Regions from separate parts of the Homo sapiens genome. Here region 2 is linked to region 1. Evidence: chromatin loops called from intact Hi-C (ENCODE). Cell type or tissue: Calu3. All regions are shown on one strand. Each heading gives the region's core, and the rest is flanking DNA. Links, peaks and the distances in the headings are about the cores only. Region 1 overlaps LOC105377144 (a long non-coding RNA gene). Region 2 overlaps LRIG1 (leucine rich repeats and immunoglobulin like domains 1).

Evidence for each region. A loop is a pair of places that touch in the nucleus more often than their neighbours do. Peaks named below come from ENCODE experiments on the same cell type or tissue, not always from the same donor. Only the 100,000 strongest peaks of a DNase experiment are listed, where the experiment ranks them.
Region 2: it touches region 1 in a loop (2.9-fold over the local background); 6 of 110 quality-filtered maps call a loop at or near these places.

What each region holds. Positions count from the first base shown.
Region 1 is chr3:66,801,293-66,817,463 of GRCh38, forward strand. The region is part of intron 2 of LOC105377144 (a long non-coding RNA gene); the gene reads right to left. Among named protein-coding and RNA genes, the nearest start is that of KBTBD8, 190 kb to the right of the region's middle. In Calu3, for the core only: no CTCF peak of the experiment used is centred there; a DNase peak (open chromatin) is centred at 8,489.
Region 2 is chr3:66,473,134-66,489,304 of GRCh38, forward strand. The region is part of intron 1 of LRIG1 (leucine rich repeats and immunoglobulin like domains 1); the gene reads right to left. Among named protein-coding and RNA genes, the nearest start is that of LRIG1, 20 kb to the right of the region's middle. In Calu3, for the core only: no CTCF peak of the experiment used is centred there; a DNase peak (open chromatin) is centred at 8,228.

The sequences.
Region 1 (16,171 bases), core at 4,518-12,517:
TTGTGTTACAATTGTCTAGGGTATTCAGGATAGTAACATGCTGTACAGGTTTGAGCCAAGGAACAATGGGCTGTAGCATATAGCCTTGGTGTGTAGTAGGCTATACCATCTAGGTTTGTGGAGGTACACTCTATGATGCCTGCACATTGACAAAATCACCTAGCAACATGTTTCTCAGATGTAGCCCCACTATTAAGTGGCACATGACTGTATTCTGGTTACAAGTCCTTTATCAGATATGTGTTTCATATACGGTTTCTCCCAGTCTGTGGCTTGTCTTTTCATTGTTGTTCGAAGTGTAGCTACTTTCTTCTCTGCATCTCAAAGCTGCCGGACTGTTTTATTCTCTCCTCACCACCGATCACTTTCTGAAATGATTTTGTTTACTACAGACACCCCCTTACCAGATTGCAAGTTCCACAAGGCCAGTGACCTCACCTATCTGAATCACCACTGTATTCTCAAGACTTAGATCTGTGCCTGGCACGTAGTAGGCACACAAGAAATAATTGTTGAATAAACAGTGATAACATCCACTAACAGGAAAACAGTTTGGAGATTTCTCAAAGGACTAAAACTAGAACCACCATTCGACCCAGCAATCCCATTACTGGGTATATGCCCAAAGGAAAAGAAATCATTCTACAAGAAAGATACATGCACTCATATGTTAATCACAGCACTATTGACAATAACAAAGACATGGAATCAACCTGGGTGCCCATCAGTGGTGGACTGGATAAAGAAAATGTGGTACATATACACCATGGAATACCTCATAGCCATAAAAATACACCATGGAATACCTCATAGCCATAAAAAAGGATGAAACCATGTCATTTGCAGCAACGTGGATGCAAGCTGGAGGCCATTATCCTAAGATATTAATGCAGAAACAGAAAACCAAATATAGCATGTTCTCATAAGTGGAAGCTAAACATTGGGTACACAGGGACATACAGATGGGAACAATTGATAGTGGGGACTACAGGTGTCTATTGACAGGAGAGAGGGAGGGAGACAAGGACTGAAAAACTTGTCTACTGGGTACTATGTTCACTATCTGAGTGACCCAAACCTTAGCATCATGCAATATTATACCTAGGTAACAAACCTGTATATGTACCCCTGAATCTAAAATAAAAGTTGAAATTTTCGAAAGGATGCAGTTTAAAAAAAAATAGTGTAAAAGTAATACGAGAACTTTTAGCACTACCTCTTCAATTTTTATGTTAATTCAAATCTGTTCTACACAATGTCTATTAATTTTTTTAAACCTGGCAGCGCTGTTTCAGAAAAAGATCCATGTTAGCTAACGTCTAACAGTTAGATAAATTTCTGAACATTGGGCCGGGCGCGGTGTCTCATGCCTGTAATCCCAGCACTTTGGGAGGCCAAGGCGGGCGGATCACGAGGTCAGGAGATCGAGACCATCCTGGCTAACATGGTGAAACCCCGTGTCTACTAAAAAAAAAAAAATACCAAAAATTAGCTGGGCGTGGTGGCGGGCACCTGTATTCCCAGCTACTCAGGAGGCTGAGGCAGGAGAATGGTGTGAACCCAGGAGGCAGAGCTTGCATTGAGCTGAGATCGCGCCACTGCACTCCAGCTTGGGTGACAGAGCGAGACTCAATCTCAAAAAAAAAAAAAAAAGAAAAAAAAATTCTGAACATTATACTGAGATGTTGTTTACTATTAAAAGTGAACTAAATATTAAAAATTGTCAGTATAGCTATATGTCTGTAGTTGTAGCACTACTGATTGACTTAAATTTGCACACATGAAATAAAAGAATACAGTATAGCAAAAAACAAAAGAAAACAACAAAACCAAAACATCTGCTAATACCTCCTGAGGGCTTATTAGGCTCTAGGTACTCTGCTGTTTACTTCTCATGGTTTACATCATCTAACCCTCAGAGTAACACTATTAGGTAGCTTCTATTATTACTTCTACTTAATAAGGATGTGATAATAATAACAAAGGCTGTGCTGTTTGGAGCTCTTAGCTCCAAATCTACCATCCTCTGCCATCATGTGATGCTGGAGCTGATACTCTACAAACCTAATTTCTGTTTTGCCAGCTGCTCTTTGTTAGGTCACCAGTAAGGGGCACTAGAGGGAGCTTGCAGGATGGAGAGAAAAGGGACTTGTTCTTCTTGGTCTGGCTTGCTATTACTGTCGGGATCTCTCTAGCATCAGGGGTTTAAAGCTGGCAAGTCCTTGGTTCCAGGAGTAGTAGCTCGTTCCAAGTTGCAGTTTTTCCCACTATCAGAACCAGGTGCATCAAACTCTCTCAGAGATGCCAACACCAGCAGGTATCCCCTCCTCAAAAGCCTAAGATCCAGCATTGTGGGGTCCCTCTCCCAAGTCTTTTACCTTCTCTTCCCGTTTCTACCCCCATCTCTCTCTTTTAAGGTTTTCTGTTACGTTTTAACAATCCTGACCTCTTTGTCCCTCCAACAGCTGGGGTGGTAGCAGCTTCCTGCGATTACTTCCTGTGGGATACTCTGGGCTCCTTTTTTGCCTTTTCAGTTTTCTAAGACATGTTTAATAATACTTGGTGTTAAACTCTAATACAATAAGTGGGATCTTGACTAACACAGGAAACTGAGCGCAGAGAATTAACAATGTCAAACCGACAGCAGAGCAGGAATTAGATGCTTACACAATTAGCTTCAATAGAAGGAAGAAAGTGAGAAATGCCCCTAGAGGGGAACAAACAAAAGAAAAGGGTAATTTGGCAGGATCTATTAAAACCTATTACAATGTATCCCCAGAGAATGGGAAAAGACTATATGGCTTGGGCAGCTCCTACTTACACTGGGGAGACAATCTAATAAATGTCCTTTTCATTACTGTTTAAGACCCAACCCAGCTATGGCTTCCTCCCCATAAGCTGCGGTGGCAGACACTCTTGGATGCTTCCCAGTACCAAGAAGCTCTTTCTTCCTAGCTGGTGTTTTCTTACAGAGGGTAGGAAAGCCAGAATCCTGCTCTCACTGTCAGTGTCCCGTCAGGAAGTATACAGGGGAGAGCCAGGACTTATGACCTAGTTCTGGCCAAAGAAATATAAAAGGAAACTTCTGGAGGAGGCATCTGAGAAAAAGTTATTTTCAGACTTGCAGAGTGTCCTTCATTAAGCTCCCCAACCTTTTTTGCTTCCCTGGCTACCTTCTGCTTCCTGCCCTTGAATGTGGTTGAGACACCGGAAGCTGTGGCTGCCATGTTGGACTATGACAAGATGAAGGATGACTGGAAAGGACAGGGGTAATCTGTATTAGTCACAGTGCTTCAGAGAAACAGAACCATCAGGAGATTATCTATCTATCTATCTATCTATCTATCTATCTATCTATATTTTTTTCAGAGATGGGGTCTCACTCTGTCACCCAGGCTGAAGTGCAGTAACTTGAGCATAGCTCCCATCAGCCTCAAACTCCTGGACTCAAGCGATCCTCCCATCTCAGCCTCCCAAGTAGCTAGGACTACAGGTGTGTGCCACCATGCCTAGCTAATTTATTTTAATTTTAATTTTTGTAGAGATGGGGTGTCGCTATGTTGCCCAGGCTGGCCTCAAACTCTTGGCCTCAAGCAATCCTCCTCCTCTGCCTCCCAAAGTGCTGGGATTACAGGTGTAAGCCACTGCCCCTGACCTGAGAGATATTTATTAAAAGGCATTGGCTCACATGATTATGGTGGCTGAGAAGTCCCAAGATCTGCCATCTGTAAGGTGGAGACCTAGGAAAGCCAGTAGTGTATGTAGTTCAAAGTCATGAGGAGCAGGTAGCTGATGGTGTAGATTCCAGTCTGAATCTGAAGGCTGAGAACCAGCACACCAAGGGCAGGAGATGATTCTTGTCCCAGCTCAAGTAGTCAATTAGTTAGATTAATTTTTTACATAAGTATGATCATTCTATATGTATTCTGCTATTTGATTTTTTTTCCACTTAACAGAAGGGGCAAATCTAGCCTTTGTCTGCCTTTTTATTCTAGTCAGGCCCTCAGCAGATTGGTGACACCCATTCACACTGGGGAGGGCCACCTGCTTTACTCAGTCCAATACAAATGCTTATTTCTCAAAGACATGCCCCAAAATAACATTTAATCATATATCTGGGCATCCCGTGGCCTACCCAAGGTGACACATAAAATTAACCATCACAGAACTTATGTCCTCAGTGACATTGTTGAGATGAATGTGGTACACAATTGTACCATTTGATTTCTTGCTAAGAAACTAAACCTTATGGTTTAAATCACTATTACTTCATTTATTTCTTGTAGCTGAATACATTATACTTGGTACATCTTCCAGCCCCTCAGCTGGGAGTATGTTTCTTTTCTCTAGGTTTACCAATCATTTTTTGAATTTCCCTATGATTTTGCTTTAGAGCCTGGCTAACTTTCTTTCATATATTAAAAAGATTTGTAAACGCATCTTCTTTGCTCTACTAGACTTGAAGCTATTAAGGCCAGGTGCTCTAATTCATCTGGGTATTCCACAGGATTTCTAGGAGAGTACCTACCATACCTAAAAAATCCACGTGCATATCGTGTACCTACATATGTGAGTTATAGCTACCTCTTATATTCAGTTTACAATTGTGTTGTGAGAAGAATCTTAGTTAAAAGCACCAACTCTGGATTCAGACAGAACTGAGTTCATATGTTGACTCCACCCCTTATTAGCGAGGTAGCCTAGGGTAAATCCTGACCATATCTACATTTCACCATCCTCCAAGGCCCAATTGAAATATTTTCTCTACGTGAAACCACCTGTGCTCTCTCCCTCCCAAATTTGAAAGCATTATTTCCCTCTTAACTCTTCACTCCCTTTTCTGAAATGTAGACTTTTAAATTAATTTTTTACGTAAGTATGATCATTCTATATGTATTCTGCTACTTGATTTTTTTCCACTTAATATATCTTGAAAATCCTTTTTCAGTTCAACATATATGGACCTACCTTATCTCCATAGTATTCAATACTACAGATTTATCAAAATTTATTTAATTATTCCATTAATGAATATTTCTGTTGTTTCTAATTTGTGCACATTAGGTACAATTTCACTATTAGTGTGCATGCTTCTTTCTACCAATGTGCAAGTATCTCTCTCAGGGAGACACCAAGATGTAGAATGACTGGTAAAGATAAGCACATCTAGAAATCTAACAGATTGTACCAATGCCTTCTAATTTGGTTGTTAACAATAGTCAAAAGTTAAAATCATTTCACTACTCTTTCTTTGACTTTACTTAACTTTTCAGATTCTGTAAGAGTAAGAATAAGAGGCCTTTCAACTGGTCAGAGCCACTTGTTCTGGTTTTTCACCCATCATCCTCCACACTCCACTCCCCATCTGTGGGGCAGTTTGGTAGATGAGATGGAAGAGGCTGGGCACAGTGGCTCACGCCTGTAATCCCAGCACTTTGGGAGGCCAAGGCGGGCAGATCACTTGAGCCCAGGAGTTCAAGACCAGCCTGGGCAATATGGTGACACCTCGTCTCTACTGAAAATACAAAAATTAGCGGGGCATGGTGGCGCACACCTGTAATCCAGGCTACTCAGGAGGCTGAGGCAAGAGAATCACTTGAACCCAGGAGGCGGGGGTTGCAGTGAGCCAAGATCAGGCCACTGCACTCCAGCCTGGGCAACAGAGTTAGACTTGGTCTCAAAAAAAAAAAAAAAAAAAAAAAAAAAAAAGATGAGATGAGATGTAAGAGCATAGGCTTTGCAGTTCACCAAGTGGCTCGGACACTGTAGCTGTGTGACCAGGGAAATGTTGCCAGACTTCTTTAAGCTGATGTTTCTATTATCTGTGAAATTGCATGAGAAGAATTCCAGAGGACTGAGGAGACTGAAATAATGCTTAACCAGCCTCTTTGCCTTACGACCATCTTCTCTTTTCCCTCCTTTCCTCCACCCTTTCCTGTCACCTTGGAGACCTTGGGACACTTATATTTATACTCAAAATCATGACTGGTAAAGTGAGTCTGAAATAAAAATGATCTTCTATAGATAATTTTATTCTCTTGAGCTTCTACAACAGGGGTGGACACACTACATTTGTCTCTAAATCAGTCTAACATCTGAGTAAATCCTACCCATGGTAAGCCCCCAATTAACAACTCTTGAAAGATGAGTGGATTCTATTTTAACTACAGCAGTTCCTGGGTAAAGCTTTTGGTGGGGATCCAGGACTTTTTAAACACTAAAAACAAAACTAATTCCTATTTGCCACTTTGACAATATTATATTCGAGGTTAATCTAGGGATGCAAATTTCTGACCAAATCCAAAAAAATTGATGTCAGTATTAAAAACAAACAGAGCTGGTCGCGGTGGCTCATGCCTATAATCCCAGCACTTGGGGAGGCCGAGGCAGGCAGATCACAAGGTCAGGAGATCGAGACCATCCTGGCTAACACAGTGAAACCCCATCTCTACTAAAAATACAAAAAAAAAAAAAATAGCTGGATGTGGTGGCACGCACCTGTAGTCCCAGCTACTCGGGAGGCTGAGGCAGAAGAATTGCTCAAACCCGGGAGGCAGAGGTTGCAGTGACCTGAGATCGCACCACTGCACTCCAGCCTGGGTGACAGAGTGAGACTCTGTCTCCAAAAAAAAAAAAAAAAAAAAAAAAGAGAACAGACAGGATGAGATTCAAAAGAATCCGGTGCAATACCAAGGAGGAGGAAGTGCTGAGAAAACATAACGCCATGTATTGGAGAGGTCAGACTTGGGAATCAAACTGATTAATGGGTCTGCTGAAGAGCAGATAGAGTTCTTTAGAAATTCAACTAGAGTAGAATAATCTCAGTGTCAACTGCCATATTAACGTCAAGTAAAAGGGTCTGGATAAAAATGTGACTTTATAGCTCTTCCAATTCTGTGCACAAGGTAGCTGGTCTGGGAAGGATTACATTCAAGTAGGTGAAATGCACAGACTCTTCATGAAAGAAACCATGACATAAAAAAAAATCAACATTTCAGTTAAGTAAAGATTGCTTAGGTAGAGGTAAAACAATTTAGCATATTATGAAAAACTCCTTGTTGGCATTTTAATAGCCTTCATATTAAAAATTATTACTTCCCCTAAGGAGAAAGTTTTTAGCATGTCTTATGAACCTGGAACTGTAAGAGGTTTCTGGATTTTGGACAGAGGCAAAGCCAAGGATAGGTGAAAGGGATCAATATAGCTCTCAAAAGAATTTAAGTGCCACTAAGTCTCCTTGACTTTACCAAACTTCTAGCAAATGCCTCACAGTGATGTTAGTAAATACAGAACAAGTCTATCATTTTGGGAAAGTTTTCTTTTTAAAGACTATTATGGCACCAGAATTAATGCTTATGAAATTTTAGATGATGATTCAGGCAGAATGATAATGTTGGGTAAACGATTTTCCTCCCAACTTTGAGTCTCTGCCACGCTGGCCATCACACATATTGTATGGATCTGCCAACAGTACCTTCCTTTTCTTTCAGAGTAGAAAGATTAAATGAACTTCTTCCTAGCACACACAGATGGCTTATCAGTTGGCGGTTTTCTTCAAGTCCCTACTTGCAACTCCTCAAAACTTATCTAAAAATCATTACCAAAGCTGCAAATACAGATTTTCAGATCAGGAAATATTACCTGATTTATGAATCGTACACATGGGGTATAACTGACAAAGCCTCATCACTCATGATAGGCTCACCCGCTCTCCTTCCCTGTTCACAGCTCAAAAACCTCATTTAAGATGAGATTAGAACAACACAGCTTCATTAACCTTGGCAGCCTGGCAGATGGCATTGGCCTTCAACCCGGGACCAGCCAGTGAGCCTGGTGCTGGCTGCTGTATTGATCCATGTGTCATTCTCCTGAAAGCAAAGCTGCAGACTGAATTCCTTTTGGTGAAATTCCATTCCAGGCAAACACCTGGATTCACCCCAGTGATTGGACCTGTGCAGGCTTTTGTCTATCTTCTGAGAATTACTCTGCAAATGCTGGAAGAATCAGGGTTTAGGAAGCTCCAAATCCAAAATGAAAAATGAGATCTGGCATATGTGCTACAAATTGGAAAGACCTTACTGCTTGTGATATCCGTGGGCCCTTAATCAGAAAACTTTAATTTCCCGCTTCCCTTTTCTCTTGTTTGACTTTGGATTCTGTTTCAAAGTTTCTAAGTCAACAATATAATCAACTGAACTTAGAACAACTTCCTGCTCCTGACAGGAAGAAAAAAAGAAATCTCTTTGTTTCTCCAGTGGTTGGGGAGTAAACGAACCTCCCAGGGAAAGAAAAATCCTTTGGCTATATTTCTCTTGCTTGAGAAAGAGCAGAACAAGGAGGGTCTTCTGATTTTGAATCCGTTGCATACACTGGAGTTAAAAGTCGAGTTGTCTATAGCAGCCAGGCAGATAAGTGGTTACTGTTCACCAATCTATATGCTCCCCTGTATTTCCCAGTCTCCGTTGCAGTTAGCTTAGGACCATGTGACTAGTTCTGGCCAATGGGCTGTTAGGGGAAGCTTCTCGTATCACTTTCAGGTCAAGGTTGCTAACAGGGGGCCTGCCTTCTCCATCTCCTTCCTCTGCTGTAGTGACTTTGGAGGCCACATCTTCCATATAAGAGAGAGCTATCTGGCCTTTGACCTATAGTCCACATTACATAAAGTAGAAATAAATCTTCAGCATGAGGCCACTGAGATTTTCAAGATTTGTCTAGAGCAGCTGCTACTCAAATGCAACATCTTCAGTTGTATATTTTAGGATAAGACACACTTTATCAAATATAAAGACATGTTCTTCACTGTCCCAAGAGAATATTCTGTCTGCTATTATTTCTTAAATAAATTAACAATGATAGTAGTTAATATTTATTTTATACTCACAATGTTCCTTTATTATCCCCAGTTTACTTATGAGGAAACTGAGACACAGAGAGGCTAACTCATTTGCCTGATGTCACATAGTAAGTAGAAGTAGGGTTCTCAGATTTGGCAAATAAAAATACATGAGATACAATTATACTAAAAATTATTCATTATTTATCTGAAATTCATATTTAACTGTGTTTTCTATATTTTATCTGGCAACTCAACTAGAAGAGGCTACCAGATTTGGGTCCAGATAGTCTGACTTTTGAATCCACAAGCTTAATTATATGTTACCAGCTGCTTCTCAGACTATTTTTAGTTTTATATTTTTATTAAAAATATGGGTAAAAATTTTTCTTTCAATTCTATTTTTGAAAACAGACTGACATAAACAGAGCAAGCACAAAGATAAATAGCTACTGTGTTGGAGCTACAACATCAGACATACAACAGGGATTGGTGGGGACTGTGGCAAGTTGGAGATCATATACTTCATATACAGAGAGCAGTCACTACTATGCTACTATAGATAGTTGCCACGTGGGAACCCAGGCTTCTTCTAAAAGAAGTCAGAAATCTAGATTTTTGTACGAAATCTTCCCATTTTAAAATGCTGGTAACTTAAAAAAAAAAAAAAAAAAAATATATATATATATATATATATATATATATATATATATATATATATATATATATATCCCTTCATGGGTCTATACAGTTCTAGAGAAAAAGAAGAGCTCTGGAGGCCGAAATAAACTTGTAGATCATCAGGTTGTCATCTCTGTATTCACATGAAGAATCTTTTGAAGACACTGTTGTTATTTGTCTTTAGGTTGCTGGGAAGCCTCTATTTCTGCATAGCCTTCCTATGGAGGAACCAGTCCTAGGATTGCAATTTAAAACTCCAAATCATGATTAGGTATATATTTGATTTCAGTCAATGACTTATCTTTGTGGTTTGGATTGTGTTTTCAAGTCCCTACTTGCAACTCAAAGCTTCTGCTAGGACAAGACATTGCGCTAAGCACTATAGGACTATAGATAAGAGCAAGTTTCGATGCTCATCTTCTCTCCTATCTCATAAGTCAGAACAAGACAAATAGTACAATGCCATAACAGAATGGGGATAGGCAGTTAAGAAAGGGACAGACAGACTTAGTACGAAGTGTATATGAACAAAGGAGAGGCATCTGGGTGAGTCCATTTGGAAAGTCTTCATTAAGAAGGTGACACTTATGAAAGACCATGGTAGGGCAGGATTTTAGTAAACTTAAGGAAGGGGAGGCGAGAGAAAAGGGAACAGTATAAATGAGGGCCTACACTTGAGACAGTTTTCAGCTTGGCTGCTGTAGAAAATACTTTTAGAAGGTGGAGCAGTATCAGGTTGGAAAAGTAGGTTGAGGGCCTCAAATGCTAGAAAAAAGGAAGATTAAAATCAAAATAGCATACTCTCATAATATACCTTGACACCATCTATTAGCATGTTACTTTTTTTTTTTTTGAGGCGGAGTCTCGCTGTGTGGCCCAGGCTGGAGTACAGTGGCGAGATCTCGGCTCACTGCAAGCTCTGCTTCCCGGGTTCACACCATTCTCCTGCCTTAGCCTCCCGAGTAGCTGGGACTGCAGGTGCCTGCCACCACGCCCGGCTAATTTTTTGTATTTTTAGTAGAGACAGGGTTTCACCGTGTTAGCCGGGATGGTCTCGATCTTCTGACCTCGTGATCCACCCACCTCGGCCTCCCAAAGTGCCAGAATTACAGGTGTGAGCCATCGCACCCAGCCTAGCATGTTAGTTTTTTATATTCCAAAGCCCTCACTGATATTTTCTCAATTTGTTCACATGGACAAATAACATAGCTATTACTAGCTCTATTTTACATCTAGGAAAATTGAGTCAGAGAGGTTACCCAGTTTTCCCAAGTTAGCAGGAAATCAGAGTGAAAGATAAGATTAACATGTAGATTATCTAAGTTAAAGGTTCACAAACTGTCTGTAAAGGTCCAGACAGTAAATGCTTTCGTCTTTGTGGGTCATGCAGTCTCCACTGCAACTTCTTAACTCTGACATTTCCAGGAGAAAGTAGTCATAAACAATATGTGAATGAATGGGCATGGCTGTGTTCCAATAAAACTTTACTTACAAAAACAGGCAGCAGGCCAAGTTTGGCCCTGACTGTAGTTCACTGACATCTGGTCTAAGTTTTGTCATAATGTGGTTTCATAGGTGCTATGGGAATTTGCTTTGTTCACTGTAGTATTTTCTGTGCCTAAAATAGGGCCTGAATTATAACAAGGGCTTAATATGTGTTTCTTGACTTTACAAAGTCACATTCCTGAAACTTTACACATGAACAACCAGATTTAATACGTTTGGCCTGGAAGTCATCCTTTCTACAGCCATCCCCCTCTACATATATTCAATTGCACCCAGTCCTAGTGATGTTATTTTAAATACCATTCTCCACATCCACTTCTGCCACTGTGACTTCTTGTCTGAATTATTTCAGCAGACTCTCGGTCTCCACATATAGTCACTCTGTCACCATCTAATTCAGACTCATCAGGGAAGCCCGATCTGAACAGCAGGCACTCCCTACTTAAAACTCCTCAATGGACTCTCACTTTATTTTGAATAAAAGCCAAAGTGTTAGTCTAAGGAGTCCACTTACAATCCAAAGAGCTCCTGATAACTCTCTAGTGTCATCTGTGACATACCCTGTACCCATCATCACTCTAATCTCTGTGGTCTGTTCTCAGAGAATATGGATCGCTTTCCTGCCACAGGGCCTTTGCACAGACCATTTCTCTCCTTCATTTCACCTTCCTCCATTTATCTAGTTGATTCTCCTGTAGTGTTCAAAGCTCAGCTGCCTTGTTCCCTCTACCAGATAGGACACCTTGTCTATCACAACAATCTCACAATAACCTCACTGACTACATTATAACCAATTATGAATTATCTGATGCATTATTTAATGCCTCTCTTCCTGCCACTTGCTCACTGGTATATAGGCTATTACCAGCACAGTGTCTTCCATGTAGTAGGTGCCCAATACATACTTGTTGAATGGAAGTATAACATGACAAAATTTTAGTTTTGGAGAAGATCTTAGAAGCCATCTACTTGAATCTTCTGCCTCATGCAACATTCTCAACGATTTAAGTGAATCGATAAGGTGCAGGGCTTGTCCTGGGCTTCAGCAATCTAAAGCAGCCTTATTTTTCTGTATTTGCTACACCCTCACAAGCACTGTTCTGAAAAATGCTACTCACAATTCCCAAAAGTATTCAAGGTTATGGTAACTGTGTATATCTCTCCTATGGTGAGTGATTCCCCCCACCCCATCTTCCACTTCATCATTTCCCAAATTTCTTATAATTATCAGGTGTCACTTTTATGAATAAAAGTTTCATAAAGTTACTTTGAATTCATATAGGGTCTTTTCAGTGATTTCTATATTGTCTTCCCGTGATGCTTATTAAAAATTAATGATTGGCCAGGTGCGGTGGCTCATGCCTGTCATCCCAGAACTTTGGGAGGCTAAGGCGGGTGGATCACTTGAAGTCAAAAGTTCGAGACCAGCCTGGCCAACATGATGAAACCTCATCTCTACTAAAAATATAAAAATTAGCTGGGCATGGTGGTGCATGCTTGTAATCCCAGCTACTTGTGAGACTGAGGCAGGAGAACCTGGGAGGTTGAACCTGGGAGGTGGAGGTTGCAGTAAGCCAAGATCACGCCATTCCACTCCAGCCTGGGGGACAAGAGAGAAACTTCATCTCAAAAAAAAAAAAAAAATTGGCCCGGCGTGGTGGCTCACGCCTGTAATCCCAGCACTTTGGGAGGCCGAGGCAGGCGGATCATGAGGTCAGGAGATCGAGACCATCCTGGCTAACACAGTGAAACCCCGTCTCTACTAAAAATACAAAAAATTAGCCAGGCGAGGTGGTGGGCACCTGTAGTCCCAGCTACTCAGGAGGCTGAGGCAGAAGAATGGTGTGAACCCGGGTGGCGGAGTTTGCAGTGAGCCGAGATCATGCCACTGAACTCCAGCCTGGGCGACAGAGCGAGACTCTGTCTCAAAAAAAAAAGAAAAAAAAATTAATGATTTAATGTTTGATTATGAAATACATCAAATATAAAAAACCAGTATTTTAAAGAGATATTGGAGAAAAACAATCCCACCAAAGTATTTTCTCTACTCTCACATAGCCAACACACAAGACTTCATCTCTGGTCACCAAAATGTGTTCTCCCCACCAGAACCAATTAGTTCTCCAGTGGACTCTGTGGGAAATCTCTTGTAGACACCAGTGGGATGTTCTCCAATTCAATTCAATTCTGACACTATCTACCTGGAGACAGCATCAGATCCCATTGGTTGAGGGCTCAGTCCACAAGACTGCCCCCAACTTCCGTGCCAATGGCAAACCCCAAGTTGTTTTTACCTGTGATAACCTCTGACCAATTGGCTATCAGTCAGTGTTCCCATTACCCTATCTATGGATTCCATTAATTTGCTAGAGCAGCTTACAGAACTCAGGAAAACACTTAGATGTATTGGTTTATTATAACAGATTTCACAAAGGATATAGATGAAGAGACGCATAGGTCAAGGCATACCGGAAGGGGCATGGAGTTTTCATCCCCTCCCACGGCGAGCCACTTTTTAGGAATTCCCAGGTATTAGCTATCCAGAAGCTCTCTGAACCCTGTCCTTTTGGGTTTTTAAGGAGACTTCATTACATAGTCAGGATTGATTAAACCACTGGACAATTTAACCTTCAGCCCTTTTCTCTCCCTGGAGATTGGGGGGTGGGGCTGACCCTCTAAGGGTGGCTTGTTCTTCCTGATGACCAGCCCCCATCCTGAAGCTACCCAGCAAGCCCCAGGCTGCCAGTCATCTCATTAGCATACAAAAGACGCTCATCACTCTGGAGAGTCCAAGGATTTTAGGAGCTACAGGACAGAAAACTGGGCGAAGACCAGATATATATTTCACAATATTATATCTATGAAAAAACAACACCGTATCCACAACTCAAGCCTGACGCTTTGTAAAGACCTGGCTTTTTGTTTTACTCTTAATAACAAAAGGAGGCTGGGCGCGGTGGCTCATGCCTGTAATCCCAGCATTTTGGGAGGCCGAGGCGAGTGGACCATGAGGTCAGGAGTTTGAGACCACTCTGGCCAAGACGGTGTAACCCTGTCTCTACTAAAAATACAAAAATTAGCCGGGCACGGTGGCAGGTGCCTGTAATCCCAGCTACATAGGAGGCTGAGGCAGGAGAACTGCTTGGACCCAGGAGGCAGAGGCTGCAGTGAGCCGACATCATGCCACTGAACTCTAGCCTGGGTGACAGAGCAAGACTCCATCTCAAAATAATAATAATAATAATAATAATAGAAGTTATTATATTGAATTCCATTTTTCAGATGGATAATAAGCAAAGAGTTTAGATGACTCTTCCATGGTGATACAGTCAGAAAAGGGAAGAAACTGGGATCGTACTCAACACAATTCAAGCACCCACACAGCGTATCGTCTTATATTCTCCCAGACTCTGTGATGCACAGAGTAGCTCTAATTTTCCCTTTACAATATTGCTGAAAGGTGGTGAAGGCTAAAGTCTTTTGGACAGCATTATATAAATTGACCTTGAATGGAGTGCATTCTTGATGTCTTCTCTTGAGACATCATCAAATACAATGATTCTTTGGGGAAAGACACTATTACGTTTTTCTCACAAATGGAAAATCTGAAACAGAAGCAAAGTGCATGGCTGTCTTTGGATGTTCGTGTTAAGTAGCTGACTTTTAGGCCTGCTAGTCTTTTACTGTTTCATCGGTGTTTAGTTGTATGTACAAGGAAAATGTCAATTCCGGACTTTAAATTTCAGATATTATATTTCCTTAAATGAACTAAAGGGCAAAGGGAATATTCTTCAGTGGCGATCCATTCTCCCCTTTCTGTAATCTATTTTTCATTAGCCACAAGTCAAGGGCCAGTTTCTGAAATGCTTGTCTGGGTATCTTGCAATCTCATTCGAAGTGCTGAGAAGTCAAGACAGCCTCTAGGAGTGTAGGGGGAACGTGTTGATAAGTGCTAAGTGCTGCTACTTTGAACTGCACAATTCCCCTCAATGGGCACATATTAACTCTAGCTAAACACACTAGTGCCACCTACTGGAAAAAAATATATTTTAATTAAAATTAAGTTGCAGGCTTTAAGTCTGCAATACTGAAAAATGCCTCTCTAGGACGGCAATTTCCTCTGCCAAAGAAAAACAGAGTTAAACCAGCTCACTGAAGGAAACTTAGGTGATCTCTAGGTATTTTGTTTTGGAAAGAAAGGCTTTCATTTTTCATCCTGATAGCAAAGAAAATATTAAATAATAATGAAATATTAGACCAACTAACACCATAGTTCAGGAATGGGCTTTTCTAGAGTTGTTGCAGGATTACCCCTGATGGGGCTGAGTTTCCTGGGGTCTGAGCACAGAGGGTCCATTGCATGGTTTGAGGGGGCTTTCTTTTCTCATGTCTGTTATAGAGGAACCCAGAAATCTGGAGAAGAGAAAGGAATTGCCACAGGGAACTTAGTTTACTTTTTTTTTTTTTGAAACAGGATCTTGCTCTGTTGCCCAGGCTGGAGAGCAGTAGGGTGATAGTAGCACATTGCAGCCTCAAGCCATCCTCTCACTTCAGCTTCCCAAGTAGCTGGGGCTACAGGTGTGCACCACCACGCCTAGCTAATTTTTAAATTTTTTTTGTAGAGATGAGGTCTTGCTGCATTGTCCAGGCTGGTCTCAAACCCTGGCCTCAAGCAATCCTCCCACCTCAGCCTCCTGAAGTACTGAGATTACAGGTGTGAGCCACTGTTTGCCTTTTTACAGAAGGAGACAAAAAGGTATCTTTAAAAAATTTTCTTCTTTCTACTATTCAAGAACATAATTTATTTTGGTTATAAAACATGAAATGTCCCTCCTCCTTGTCTCCCAAACTCCCTACTGAAGTATTATTATCAGACTAGTATACGATCTGTACAAATAGCCTTTGATGAGGAAAAAATGGTACAAATAAGGTAAGCAACTAATAGGACAATACATATATATGATGTGCTGTGTGTAAAGTAAAAGAACAAGAAGGAGGAGGAGGAGGAAGGGGAAGGAGAGGGAAGAGGAGGGCAGGAGGAGAAAAAGAAGAAAACATAATAATGTTAGCAAACAGCATACACATTTCCCTGAAAAAAGGCAAAAATAAAACAGAAACAAAAAGTCTATTAATGGAAGTTGCATTGAGGGA
Region 2 (16,171 bases), core at 3,286-11,285, 330 kb before region 1:
TATATGTCCTATTTGAAGAAGAAAATGAAAGTGGTTTGTTTTCAACAAATACATCTGCACAAACAACAGCTTACCTTAGTGCTACTGGCATCTCCTTCATTCCCCATCCACAAAAAATTTTAAGGGACAAATGACATAAGTGGGTGTAACTACCTTTCCAGGCTGGAGCTGCTTGTAAGAAAAACCCTTCCTGGGAAGCCAGAAGTTCCCCAGAGTACGGGAGTCCTCTATCAGCCTCCACTGGAACTTACACACGTCCTTTATTTTTCAACTGTGTGACATCACACCCACAGCTCACTAACATCTCTGTGAGGTCTCCTGGTGCCTGTGCAAAGCCCAAGCATCCAAAATCTATAAAGCTCATATAAAAATCCATGCTTACTTGCATTTGCCACAATGCTCGGCGTTACAAATGGATTAAGTACAAGGTTCCTTCCAATATTATTTTCTAGGTTTATCCTCTCTTTCTCAGCTGCCTCAAAACAATGCAGATCATACAAATACAGACAGCAGATCCCTGGTATTAAATCAGCCAAATTAGAAAAGCGAATTTACCCACAACTTTTCAAGAATACATCCGCTGTATTACAGGGAGGCACGCGACTATCTCTAGCTAAGTATTTTAAAGAAAACACACAGTTTTAAAAGGTCAGCCGTCTGGCCCACAGTGAAGTCACTGACTTTAATAGCTAGCTTATCGACTTGGGATCTCGTCCTGTTCACTTTTTCCACTGGGCTTCTTAAAGTTTACGTGTGTCATGAAATGCTTAGCTAAAGCCAAAAGGCTAAGTTTTTCTTTCTGCAGTACTAAGACGTCGTGAAACACTCTAAATTTAAAAGACCATCTACCACATCATTTTCCCTGTTTAGAGGCGTGGAGCAGTGATGATTTCCCTGGTTCTGGTTGTTGAAATGGCTGAGAAGACACGAAGTCAAGATTCAAAAACCACAAAGTATTTCAGCATGCATTATTGTACACAGACTATGCTGCTATTAAAACATGGAACTTCCTTTTCACTGAAATTACAAGCAGAAAATAGCAGATGCTGCATGCGACCTCCATCCTTGAACATACTAAAATTTTACTATGTCAAATGGAAAACTGGCTGTGAAAATGACTAGGCCACAACACACTTTTATTTCTTTTTTTTAAATCATTCGCCAAAGTCCCTAAAAACAATGCCTCACCTCTTCCACAAGGTCCATCTACGTTCTTTTTTTTTTTTTTTGAAATGGAGTTTCACTCTTGCCACACAGGCTGGAGTGCAATGGTGTGATCTCAGCTCACTGCAAACCCTGCCTCCCTGGTTCAAGTGATGCTCCTATCTCAGCCTCCTGAATAGCTGGGATTACAGGCGCCCGCCACTGCACCCAGCTAATTCTTGTATTTTTAGTAGAAACGGGGTTTCACCACATTGGCCAGGCTGGTCTTGAACTCCTGACCTCAGGTGATCCGCCCGCCTCGGCCTCCCAAAGTGCTGGGATTACAGGTGTCAGCCACAGCACCCGGCCCCATCTACATTCAATGTGGCTGGGTGCATCACCCCACCACACGCCTGTCCCCTCCCCAACCATCCCACTCCCATTTGCAGGTCCAGGTCATTTACTCACAAAGGATGTGTCTTACAGGGTGGACCCTAGCGGCAAATTCCACTTGCTAAACTGTATCTTAACCAAATAATGAATACTGGTACCTGTGGAATATGAGTTCTTTCTTTTAAAGCCAATCACCAGCAAAGGTGGTTAAGAGCCTTGTCAAAAGTCAATTATCAGTAAACTCTTTTTGGAGTTTCAGTTACAGGCAGAAATCTAAGAAACACCATGTGTACTTCTAGGTACTCCACAGCCTCTCTGTGCACTAGAGAGAGACAAGAGCCATTCAATTCACAGAGCATCTTCACATCCAAACAGAAAATCCAAGCCCACTGGTCATACCAAATTGAGACATCCACAAGATCAGCTACATTGAGGCAGCTGCCCTATGAAAACAGCTAGGACTTAGCCTAACACTTGCTATATAACGAACACACAATCTCCCAGGTTCTACCAATCACTCCTTTGACAAATCGAGGTTTGTCAAAGTCTCTGCCTAGCCTGTCCTAAATCAAGTGACTCCAACATGACTTCCCTCCAATAAACATGCTATCATTGGTAGGGAGGTAGAAGGGTGGAGAATGACTTGCGTCTGCATACTGCACACTAACAAAATTAAGTGGGTTTTGTTCTATGCCCTGAGATATAGGGAACCAAACAAAAGGTGGTGGTTGGGGGTGAGAGCAGTTTGCTGGAAAAGGCAGGCACTCAGCTATCAGATGCAACCTGTACTCCAGCTAAGTCTCCCCAAACTGGCTTTCCTTTCTCCTTACTCCCCACCACACTCAGTCCTGAAATATTATCAAAGTAAATAAAAGCTGTTCCAATCCCAGGTCTAGTCCGCATGGCTACACAAACATGACTCTGCGAAACTGTGCTGACAACTGCGTTTACTTGTGGCAAAGTGAACCAGGATCAATAAGCCAAAGTGGCTTTAGATTTGGTTAGGTTTAAGCTCACATAAGCACAGGGAGAAAACCATCCACTCTCAAAGAACTAGTGCAGAAAGCACCTGCACAAACTCGTCAGGATGGTTTATAAGGTCACAAGCACCTGAGAAAAGATCGTTTATTCCTAGGGGCATGAGACAAATGGTAGGCCTGCCCGTCACACTACTAGTGTCAATATTTATCTAAGGCCTGGGTATTCACGATGGTATAAACCAGGCACCTTTTCAATTCAGTTATTCACGTAATTCGCCACTACAAAGCCCCAAAACAGAGATTCTTTACAGCTTGATTTCTTTTCTTCCATTTCCATACACAGGGGGCTGGCTGCAGGACCCATGGTCTATGTCAGCAATAATCCCTGCAGCCTGGGAATAAAGCGTACAATGTATTTCAGAACTACCTATATCAAATGGCATTGCAACTGAGGACAATGAAGAGGTGGGGAAGGGAGACAGAGCACCTGCTTTCTTCCTTCCCATGGCAAGCATGTTTTCCTCACTCGAAATGCGCAGAGATTAAACCCTGTAGTAAAGTAAATGAACCCCAAGAGTCACACCTAGGCATGTCTAAGTGTGACTTACACTGCAGGATTAATTCAGCAACCAATACCCAAAGGTATGTGAAGCTCAAATAGCCCTGTCTGGCCAGTTCCAATTCTCTCCAACTCCTTAATCCTTCACCCCTTCCTCCCTTAGCCTCTCCTCTCCCCCAGATAAGGGCCTAATCACAATTCTCTTTCCCAGGTAAAAGTCAAAAGAAATAAGTAGTCCATTAGTATCAACTTTAAGAGGTCCAAGAGACCTCTGAAAAACAGCTGTGGAAACCAGGTTCACAAATGGATTTCTCCAAGTCTCTTCCTATCTCTCAAAGTCCTCAAATCCCCTTTTTCCAAGATGCCACACTGCAGTTCCTCAGTCAAATCTGCTGGCCTCTTCCTGCGAGACACACTGCTGTGTAAATCAAAGCACTAGAAAAAGATGGCTGTCTCTCCAGGGTCACATTAAAGAACCTGCCTCAAAACACTCTTTAAAAGTTGCTGGCTGAGTGACATTAAATGGATTTCTCAAGCCAGCTTTCTATAATTCACTAAACCTAGTTTTCTGATTCCATACGCAGGATTCTTCCCAACTACACTGGTATCTATACCAAAATCCTCATGAGGACTCTGGATCCTCTGTGCAGCCCGGTAGGGATCATCCTACTTATACATCCCAGCAGGCTGCAAAACACTTCCGTTCCCTTCAAAGTGAAATTGTGATGGCAACTGATGCACTGTGACGCACGACACACATGTGGTCTGTGAGGAGCAGGCATTCCTATCTCTGCTTTAAATACGTCTGTTGAGTGAGAGCAGGCAAGAACTGAGCCCAAAATGGTAGCAGCTGAGGGTGTGGTCAGTTTTATTTTTTTCTTACATAAAAATATACTTAAGCAGCCAGTATTTCCTCACACACGCTGAAGTTAATAATTCACAAACCAACTAACATTCATCAAGGATCAGAAAATTTAAAGGTTGTTTGCACAAACACTCCTGTTCTTGCTCTTACTTAACAGCTGGTTTTTTTAACTGATGGCTGCTGTTGCCATTAGGGCCAGGTGGCACTTCAAAATGTTATTTCTTGAGCCAGACACACCACGACCCGGGTCATTTGCCCTCTGGATTCCACGGTATCCAAACTCCTGTGCTTAATGTTGCTTCTCAGACAAAACAGGTAATTCTGGCAAGGCAAAAATACAGGACAAGATGATCCTAGTTTGCTGGTAAAACATTGCTGTAATCATGCTCTTCCTTTTCTAATCTGGCCCCTCCAAATGGACAATCCCCAAAGATGCCAAGGCACAATGGAGCAGTAGGTAGGGCTGGAATAACCTCATCCAAGAGGCAAACTGTCTGGACTTCAGACCAAGATGTCTTATTACAAGGAGAAGATAAGTTTTTATACTTCAGTCATCCTCAAAAAGGAGGGCCCAATCCCCTCTCGCCTCAAACCTTATCCTTTCCACCTTTCTTCCTTTATCTCACTTAAGTTCATTCTCTCATTTTTAAAGATGTTATCATCAGAGCCAGAAATGTAAAATCACGCATAGGTGTGCTGGAGACACACCTATGGGGGAGGAAGAGGGGAGAGGAGGGGAGGTGATCTAATAAAGCCTTCTCCAGCAACTATTTGAGTGATGCACTACAGGATAGGAGTGGCCTGCTGTAGGATAGGAGGATTACCAAACAGATGTTGGTTGTTGTTTCGACCAAAAAAAATTAAACCTTGGGGGTATGAGTTAGCTGCAAAGCCATGGACTTGCTACAAACACACGACACACAGCCTGAGTTTGTGGGCCTGCAATGGCTTCAAGGCCGCATCAACATCTACATAAGTCTTATGAAAGAGGTTACACATTAACCACAGCACATCTCAAGGAAAATCCTATCACCTCCACCATCTCCACACCGTTTATTTGCCGCCTTTGAAAAGGACTTTCTGCACGTTGCTACCATGGAATTGGAAATAAATGGAGATAAATCCAGTTTTTGGTTCTACGTTTTTGCTTTTAATACACAACTAATTTCAGTGCATGTAGGTGGTCCTGAAAAGGTAACCAGTTAACCCCAATGGGGCAGAAAATAACAGTTAACTTAAGGGCAGATGTGTAGGACAGCCAACCCATGGTTATCTCGACAGGTGTGCGCAGGCAGGAGTTTCAGGGACATGAGAAAGCAGTGTCCTGGATACTATCAAGAAAGAAAACCCAACGGTAACTCACAGTTGGTTTGGAAATAAGCACACAGGTGTTTATTAAGCACCTGCTGCGTGCCAGGAGGACCACACAGGTCAATAAGGTAGGCTGTGCCTTCAGGGAGTCTGCCCTCACATTTAAGACTCCAAAGCAATTTCCTCCAACAGCTGTTTACAATGCAGATTCCCAGGCCCTGGCACCATAAACTCTGACTAGAGGACTAACAGAGGCTACCATGTCATTATTATCTCACTTGTCTATAGGCAGTTCAGCCCGCTGACCATCTCCCTAACTCATGGATCTCCAAGGGTCTCCACTGTACGGGTCAGCTTTTTTTTCCAGTATGTCCCCGCAGGCCTTTTCTCAAGCTCACCACCACCCTCCTGTCAGTTCATCTAGAATGGGACTAAGGAGTAAGAAATTAAAAACAAAACTCAGAAAACCTGACCCTCTACCCCCAGAGGCCTGCAGAGATTTAGTACTAACTCCCTGAGTAGCTCAATGAGCCATTTTCCTTCTGGTTTCTTGCTCTAAAGGAAACCACTGCAGGCCTCGGCTCCCTTTCCCATTAAAAGCCACCGGGGCCATAGTTTTCAATTAGCTCTGTCAGCCCATCACCCTGCAGCCGCCCAAGTTCAATACGTCCTCCCTTCCCCCAGCTTCTGGTCTCCACCAAGCACTTCACACCTCCCTATTGTAAACCTGTCCAGAGCAATTACCCTGCCTGCACTTGGACAGCCTCAATACTGCACTTCTGTCTAATTTATAGCTGCAAAGCTCCGTCGGCAAAGGCAGACCTGCCTCGGAACAGAGGAAATGCAGAGAAAACGGTCAGGCTCTTCCATAAATGCATATGCACAGCCAATTTCCTTAGGTTACAGGAGAGCAAATTCTCCCATTCTCCTAGGGACACTATGTAATAAGCTCCCCTAGAGCGTCTGTAGTCTGGATTCACTGCAAGGAAAACCACTGCTCTTTCCTGCCACATTTTCTTTTTCCCTTGAGATTCCAAACAGACGGGCAAGTTATGAGGCATTACACTTCTACCTGTAGATCTTCAAAGTCTTAAAAATAAAAACTCTTCTCGCCTGAGGAAGATAGAGAAAAGCACACTACCAACCAGGGGAATACCCCAAGCTGCTTGAAATTGTACTTTCTAAACATGCTCTGCTTACCACTGAGCAATAAAAAGACAAAGGACTCAGTTAAAATACGGGCAAAGAAACTGAATAGACATTTCTCCAAAGAAGATATACACATGGTCAATAAGCATATGAAAAGATGCTCAGTGTCATTAGTCATTATGGAAATGCAAATCAAAACCACAACACAAGATACCACAACACACCCACTAGGATGGCTAAAATTTAAAAAGACAGATAATAGCAAGTGCTGGTGAGGTAGTGCAGAAATGGGAACCTTCATACCCTGCTGGTGGATGTGCCACGTGGTGCACACAGCTTCTCCAGGAAACAGTCTAGCAGTTCCTCAAAAAGTCAAACATAGAATTGCCATATGACCCAGTAATTCCACTCCTCGGTATATGCCCGAGGTATATACTCAAGTGAAAATATACATTCACCACAAAAACTTACGCACAAATGTTCACAGCAGCATTGTTCATTACAGCCAAAAAGTGGAAATAAACAAAGTGTCCACCAACTGATGAGTGGATAAAGAAAATACAGTCTCTCCTCATGATGGAAGCATTCTTCAGCCATAAAAATTAATGAAGTACTGATACCTGCCATAATATGGACGAATCATGACAACACTGTGCTAAGTAACTAAGTAAAAGAAAGGGCCATATATTGCATGATTCTATTTATATGAATTGTCCAGAACAGACAAATCTATAGAGACAGAAAGTAGATGTTGCCGGGGGATGGGAGGAAGGAAGGATAGGCAGGGAGTGCTAATGGGTACAGGGTTTTATTTTGGGGTGATGAAAATGTTCTAGATTAGTAGTTACGCAAATCTACGAATATACTAAAAACCCAGAATCCTATCATTGAAAAGGATGAGTTTTGTGGTATTTGAATCACATCTCAAAAAAGCTATTTAAAAAAAAAAAAAGTCCTGTTGCCCACCTTAGCAGGCTCTCAGAATTCCAGACTGAAAATGCCACCTAGCTACTTCCATACCACAGAAATGCAGAAAGAACTGCCCCTCTACGTGCCAGGAGATAAATGAACACCCAAAAGAACACCCAGAAAGAACATCAGCTTCTGTGTGCTTCCCAGATTGTCCTATACTCGCTCCCAAGCTCTGTCCATGAGTCCATCAGATGCAGAAAACCTCAGCTAGAGTTTACCCTCCCACAGAAAACACATTCTTGGCATTTTGAAAGAGCATTTCTTTTCTTCCTTTGAGAAATTATTTAGCAAGGCTGTGGAAAGCAGGGCTCCCAGTGGCCATTCAAAAATTAAGACCAAGCCAGAAGGCAGGAGGAAATGTCACCACAATGGGGAGAAAATAAATCAGTTAGATTAAGATTAAGATCTAACCCTTTTCTGTGGTTGGGGCAGGCGGATTTGAGAATAATAGCATGCTATTTCTGGAAAGTCCCTCCAGAGTAAAAGCTGGGAGGGTGGGGGTGTGAAACTATATGTTTCAGTGTTAGATTAAAATTTGTTGAAGTTGATTGAAAACAGATAGAAATGGCCAACGGTCCCCCTGCCCAGCACAGGTATGCCAGTCCTCTGTGGCTGAGGTCCCTCTATATTTCAGACCACACCTCAGCACTGCCCTCGCCAGCAAAGATGCAGTTAAACGGGAAGGCCCAAAGTCTAATGGGGCCAGGATGCTACACAACATCAAAGAGATTCCAGTTGCTCCCCTTGCGCCATAAACTCTTTCACCCAACATCATTCACACTTTCAGAGTGCAAAGTTCACTCTGATATTGGTGGCTTTCTCACTTTGTAGCTTTTTTGGCAAGTGCCCCTTGGCCTGGTTGTTCATTAATATATAATCAGAACATTAAAAGCATTGTTTCACCTTCTAGGGAGGCTGTGCCCAATTTAATAAAGCCGACATTGTCCCTAGGGTGGGGGGAACCACCTCGAAATTGGCAGAGAATTCAAAGATGCACAGACCGGAGGGTTTATGTACACACACACACACACACACGTGTATACACACACGCATGCACACAGAATTAAGTATTTCAAAAGATGTTTTTTATATTCCCCATGGCAAAGGAGCAAAATTAAAATGCTTCTCACCACAGAAACTGACCTGGCATTTCTTTCCCTTAATCCTTTCAATACCAAATTACTCCTTACCTTTAAAACCTTTACAGGAAGTAGTGATCTTTGTGGCAGGAAGACAAATAAACGAGAAGGGATGTCTAAAACTCTATCACAATTATCTATGAGAATGCTCGTTCAGTGCACTACTTTTACTTTTCAAAGCACATGCATACAATGACAACTCACTTTCGAGACCATGTTTACTTTGCTGAAAGCCACATTCTAAACATGGGCTCGCTTGCAGAAGGGAAGCAGCTTACAATTCAACCTTGTTTATGCTCCAAGTAGGTTTGACAGAAAAACCACATAAATTTGTTTTAAAATAATTTCCATTTGCTGGAAGCTGTTCCTGAAAGGTTCTCAGCCACGCTAATCTGCGCTGATTCCTACCAGCTGTAGGTACCAGGCACCCTGGCCACAGACCGGGCAGCCTGGGCACAGGCAGGCTGGCTCTGCAGAAGGCTGCAGCAGTACAGGATCAACAGAGCCACTGCAACAGTCCCCTCCGCAACACGCGTCCACATCTGTTTAAGAAGAACCCAAAGATGTCCTGGTTCAGAGTCAAAACATGTGACATGCCTGTTGAGAGCACAGTTTTCTATGCAATTACACCTGTGCTCTCTCAGAAACACAGCTTCCCTAGTACCAAAGAGATGTACTGTGCTCAAGCCCAAAGACCACAGTGGAGGACAGCAGATGATGTACTGGGCTGAGCATCAACAAAGGAAGGAAACTGAAAAAGGAAATATCTGGGAGTATCCTGTGTAAAGTCTTCAGCCTCAACATCCAAAGAAATGCAGATTAAAATAATCTGAGGCAATTTCCATCCATTAAACTGGTACATGATTACAGAAATAAACAGCATTTAATGTTTGTGAGGGTGTGGGACAAGCACAAGTTCACATGTAAGTTGGCAGCCTCTTTCTCAGAGGCAGTGGTACCGAAAATATTAAGAATCTGCATATCCAGCGCTATCTGAATTGGGTAACTCATCCTAAGGAAATAAATGGCTAAACATTTATGCATAAGGATGTCTATCAAAGCTTAGGAAAAAGCCTAAATGCCCAATATCAGAGAAACTTTACAAGTTTTATGTAAGTTGTGTAATAATTTATTATACAATAAATATTAAAGCACATTTTAAAAACTGCTTAAAGTCAGGGAAAATATTCAAGATATTGAGTCTTTAAAACATAACTGAAATAGGTATTCAGCCTCACACATTACTGGAAATTTATACACTATCCAGTGATAATATTTATCACCGAACAATGAAATCAGTTGTTTTTTCTTTTGTACTTTCTTCTTTATTCAATAAATGCCTAACATTTGTCACCAGAAAATCAAAAGTAATAAAGACATAGTAACTAGGCTAACAGATCAATAGCACCCCCTCCAGCACCCCCCGTAAGGCCACCAAGACAGTAATCTGCCTAGACTATTCCAGCTCACTGGGGACAAAAGGCTTCCCTACAGCATCACAGTCCAAGATCTCGATAGCCATTAAAAGAAACATGTGAGGCTGAGCTCATCAGGGAGAACACAGCTTCCCATTGCCCCTTGCTAGCATGCCTGGGAGACTGCCCAGAGAGGAGCTCTGCCAGCTGGGTTCGCAGTGCTCTCTCTGCCATGGATGGAGATCCTGCGTGTCTGAGGATGGGGGTGGGGGCCAATGTCTCACATCTGAAGTCCAAGCTAAAAAGGCCCAGATTTAGAAATGTATCTGCCTGAAGTCTCCTGCCATAGAAGCTTCTATCAATTTACATAGTTACTTGGGCTGGGTCCACAGAGGGCAGGGTAACCTGTCCTTAGTGTTCTCACAGCTCCCTCTGGTCAAGGAAAGCAGTCTTTCTCTCTGCCAGCAGCAAAGAGGGAGAAAAGCTACCTTGGCCTGGTCATCCTTTTTGTCAAAGCAGAGGCCTGAGCAAAGTAAGAGCTCAAGCAACCGAAACCAGCTGCCTGGCGAGGGCTCAGCATAAACTGAGCAGAATAACCACAAGGGGAAGGGTGTCTAGACAGCCTCGGTCTATGGAAGAAGCCACCCTCCCCTGCAGTGTCAACTCTGGAAAAGCAGGCTCCAAAACGCGGCTCCAGCAAAAGAGCAGATGAGAGACCATGTCAACAGCTGGGAAGGGCACCGCGGGCTCCCTCGCCAAACGCAACACAGAGGAGAGCGCCTGAGCCTGGCCCACCTGCCAAGGACAGCCACCAGCAATCCAGCAGGGACGAGGCGCCCGAGGACCTCATGTGGGGACAGTTCACATGCACTGCTTTAACTACAAAGCCACTTCAGTGACAATTCTTGCATATGGGACTTTTCCAAAATTCAGAGAGACCAAAAAGACCGCCAATTCTAAATGTGGCAGGTAAACAGCCTGTCATCTTTTCAACTTCGGTTCTATTTGTTTCTTCTTTCTTTCCATTCTTCTAAGTTTCTCAACACTTAAGAGACTTTGGTGGAGGGTGGTGAGGGGTATAGGAAGCTACTAAACAAGCAAGGTATATTCAGGAAATACACAGATGAAGCCTGGGAGGTCTGAATTATTCTATCTGGCAGAGGTATTTCCACAGGACATACAGGACTCTACAGAATGAATGCCACTATCTCTATCTACACTGGTATCTGTCACGAGCATTTAATGTGTCACAGGCTTCACACTAGATTCTGGGAATACAATGGTGGATTGGAAACAAAGCCAGTCACTGCATTCAGGGAGCTTACAGACTAATGGGGTAGTCAGAAACGAATCAAACATTCACACAAAACTTCTATACATAGCACTGCAGAATCCTCACGATGGGAATCTAACTTAAAGGGAACGTCAGCCATGGTTTCTATGGGGAGAAACGTTTAAGACAGATGAACAGAAATCTGCAAGGCGAAGAGGGAAGACCCATTCTCCAGACAGAGGAAATGGTGGGTGAGGGACATGGGACATGGTGGTATTTAAAAAGTCTTTTTAAAAAGCCCCACGTGGTGGCTGGGACAGGTGGGGCCAGGTAAGAAGCGCGATGAGGGGCAGGTGGACAGTAACAGCTTTAAACAATGGGATTCATGTGCTCCAATTTGCAACTCTGCAAAGACCCCTACAGCTGGGGGCAAGGGGTTGCAAACAGATGTGAGTAAAAAGCTCTCTCCTCCCTCTAAAGTCTGCATAACAAAGTGAAATAGTAATGACAAAAAAAATTTAAGATAAAATTTATACTACAGGCTAGGCATGGTGGCTCACACCTGTAATCCCAGCATTTTGGGAGGCCGAGGCCAGCGATTGCTTGAGCCCAGGTGTTCGAGACCAGCCTAGGCAACATGATGAAACCCTGTCTCTACCCCCAAAAAATACAAAAATTAGCCAGGCATGGTGGTGCACACCTGTAGCCTCAGCTGCTCAGGAGGCTGAGGTGGGAAAATTGCTTGAACCTGTGAGGCAAAGGTTGCAGTGAGTCAAGATCACACCACTGTACTCCAACCTGGGTGACAGATTAAGACCCTCTCAAAAAAAAAAAAAAAAGGAAAAATTATCATACAAAATTATTGATAAATTCCACCTTTCTCCTTCCATCTTGCTGCTACATTCCTTTTCTTTTGAATGAAGGGTGGGGGCAGTGGGTCACTGGCGGCCACAGCACTCTCCCAGGACTACGTACATCTTACAGAGCCACAAATCCAAGGCATGCCAAAGATTTCAGGCGGTGCATAAACTCCATCAGCAGGCTAAACTGTTTATATGTTCTTGAGTTAAAAATACACCACTCGGGTCAGCGTTAACACCAGGGCCTTATCACCAAGGCTGTCTGTGAGCTGGTTACACAAGGCTGGACCATGACTCGCCCATCTTTTAGATGTGTCTCAGTCTGCAAATTATCTAACGATTCATCAGTGAGATGATCATAAAGCCAACAAATATACACGCATTTGAGAAAAACACTTTCCAAACCCAAGGATACTTTACTGTTTATAAATAGTTTACTTTTTTTGATCCCCAAGCATATAATATTCGCAGTTGCTCCAGAAACCAAAGGAACATGGAACAGGAACACAAACCACAACCTAACAGAAACAATAAACAACAGATGGCAAAACATATGTGCATGTTACCACCCCCTTTACCAAACAGGCAAACCAAAAATGGATCTGACACACACGCCTACCAACAAAGAAACACGCTCTTCAAGATCACATTCAAGACACCATGTATAGAGCACCAGCTGTACAGCCAGAACTACACTAGGTGCTTCAAGCCACCAAAGACCAATCGGCCTCCAGGAATTCAGAGACGTCAAAGGGAGGCCAGAAAGAAGGCAGTGCTAGTCTTACCGTATTTTCTTCTAAACATGTACACGCAGGTCTGAATTCTAACTGGCAAGTGCTAGACTCTAAACAAGTCATTCAACTACTCTGGGCCTCATGTATACAACAGAGACAATATTTTTCATAGAGTTAAGATGGTGATGATCAGTTAACACAGATATATCCTGCTGCAGAAAGGTACACTATTATTGCGACAGTTATAATAATAACATTATAGCTACCCTTCCTCAAGCTTCTGCTTGTGTGTTAGGCCCTGTGTTAAATATTTCATTTTTTTCCTTATAACAAGCTTAAGGAAGTCGGCACTACAATTATCCCCATTTTACAGAAAAGGAAACTGAAGTGGAGTAAATTGCCAAGGTCACCCAGGCAGCCAGGCCCCAGAGCTGCCTCTTAACCACCGTGCGTCATGAACCGCACAGCTGCTGCATCCCCACAACCATGGCCCCTCATAACCAGATGCCTGGAATGCAGGACTCTGAGAAGACAAGGACACAACATTATCTTCCCCTGAAGACCCTGAAATACTGCACTGCTCTGGGCTTTTCACTGGTTAGCAAGGCACCTGAACTTAAAGAGCTCAAGACAAACGCTTAAATTCTGATTCTCAAGTCACAATCGACTCAACTAATGATTCTGAATAGCTGATGTTTATGACTTTTTAAAAATGTCTCAAAACAAACGAAAAGGGTCACAATAAGTAAGTGTGGCTATCGTATTGTTTTCCATGTATGGACATGTCTATTTTAGGTATCACAGACTCACGTCCAATCACTCTGCCAATTTCACCTCAATGCTAGTATTTTAAACTCTGACTAGAATTTTCCAACTACACTGTAACTTTACGCTTTTGTGTTTCTTCTACATTTAAAAAGAATGCCATTTCCCAATATATAACTCCCAGATGTAGAATTCACAGATGATTCATCTCACAGAACAAGTGTTCTGAGACATCAGCTCCAAATAGAGGAAAAACTTGGAATTCCCTTCGCCCTCAAAGTAAAAACTTGCCTAGATCTGCTTTGCTCAACAAAGTTTGCTTTCAATTATATTTCCAAATTCTTCTAACAATAACTCCACGGCGTCTGGCACCAACACATCTGATTCTTTGAAGTGGTTCTCAAGCAGAAAGTAGAAAATAAGGAGAAATGGGAAAGGAAGAGAGGACTATCCATAATTTTTGTTTTAGGTCAAATATTCTCTCTAAAAGTTCTGACATATAAAATCAGACAAACCACAAGCTATGACTTCTCATTGAGGGGCCACACTGCAAGAAGCAACAGCAATTGAAGAAAGCCTCTGCATTTAGCCGCTGGCTCCAGAGGGGAAAACAGACCCTCAGCACAAAGAAAATGGCCTTTTACTCCTGATATTTAAATTCTAAAAACACTCCTATGAAGTCCTCCACACAGGCCAATCAGGAAAAATTACACTTCAGGGGTAAACCTCAGAACCCCTTAGAGAAACAATGAAACTGGGGGATCCGTTCTGCCCTGAAAGAATGTACCAAGCTCCAAGACAAAGTGGTAAGGCAATAAACAAATAATTATCAAGGGACTCCTAGGTACATGAAATTGAATGATCCCTGCTGCTTTCAAGTCTAAGTGGAGAGAAACACACACACACACATACACACATACAGGGATGTGTGAAGAGTTACCTAATCAGATAGACTCAGAGATTCCTCCGGGAAAGGACGAGATGTCAACAATAAATTCACCAGAACGAGACCAAGTGAGTAACAGGGAGAGTGTGTGACACTGACACACGAGGCTCGAAGAAGGGTGGGAACATCATTTGGCCTGTTTTGAGCTCAGAAAGCACAATGGAAAAAGGTCATCTTTGGTTCTTAAAGGGAGAATTTTTTTTGTAAAGTCTAGTTTTTTGGACACTCTATTCCTAAAGTAGTCCCTAATTGTTGTTAAACTTCTGTCAAGAAGTTCCAGACCACTAACTGTTCCTCCAACTTCATTGCATTTTAGTTGTATCCCCAAACAAAACTCCAAATTCCAAGAATTTGTTCCGGAAAACAATAATAAAAATAAAAATAAATTTTAAATCCGGAAGTTTCGTTTTATGAAAATTTACACGATAAAGAATGAGTGGAAGGAAAAGAAAAGCCCAAGAATTTCCACTGAAGGCACTAACAAATTCCACGTCGAAGAAAAGTGGACATCCAGAACAAAGAAAATAAAAGCTTCTAGATTCTCCATGAAAAGTATTTTAAGGAGTCCAATTACTGTCATAATTTTCAAGATTTTCAAAAACAGTGTAACTAAGAGGTAACCAATGCAAACCTAGGTAGATGGGTAAATTTAATATGAATTTGGCCAAAAACAGAGTCAGACTTCAAAATTAGAAAAAGCCACAGCCGGGCGTGGTGGCTCACATCTGTAATCCTAGCACTTTGGGACGCTGAGGTGGATGGATCACTTGAGGTCAGTCATGAGTTCAAAACCAGCCTGGCCAACATGGTAAAACCCTGTCTCTACTAAAAAAAAACAAAAAAAAAAAAATTAGCCTGGCTTGGTGGCAGGCGCCTGTAATCCCAGCTCTTTGGGAGGCTGAGGCAAGAGAATCACTTGAGCCAGGAAGGCAGAGGTTGCAGTCAGCTGAGATCACACCACTGCACGCCAACCTGGGCGACAGAGTGAGACTCTGCCTCAAAAAAGAAAAAGGAAGCCACTAGGCTGTACATGTTAATTGGCTGAGTTTCTATCTTGAAAGGGATACACGAAAGATCTCCCTGGTAAAAGGGATGGCAAGCTGGCCCAGAAAGAACAGGCAGTGCAGTGAGTAGCTGCCCTTCCTGTGGCCATGACTATAGAATGTGACAGGTGGCCCATCCAGTCCTTAAAGGCAGTTTCTCAGCATCATTTACAACTTCACTTATGGCAAGTATTCACTGAAGGACTGCCTGAGAAAGATGCTGCCTGCAGTGGCCCTGAGAAAGGACCCTTTGGGAAAACATGCCTGTAATTTATTTTCCTGGTTTTTTTTCTTTAAATTTTTACCTAAGTTCTTAAAATTCTAAATCAAAGATCGAAAGTGGATCTGTACCAGCCTCCACAGTTTTCTTTGGGCCAGAGGGGAAAAGGAGGTAAAAATGAAGGAAAGCACCACTTTCTTTGTGGAGTATTCACTCCTCCTCAATAATATCTCAAGGCTCACAAAAGGGTCCCTCATTGAGACTCTGCATGCACATACCCTTTTTTCTCTTTGCTGCTTATGGTATCCATCTGAGAATTTCACTCAGAAGTAGCAAACATTGGCCTAGCATGGTAGCTCACATCTGTAACCCCAGCACTTTGGGAGGCCAAGGCAGGAGGATCA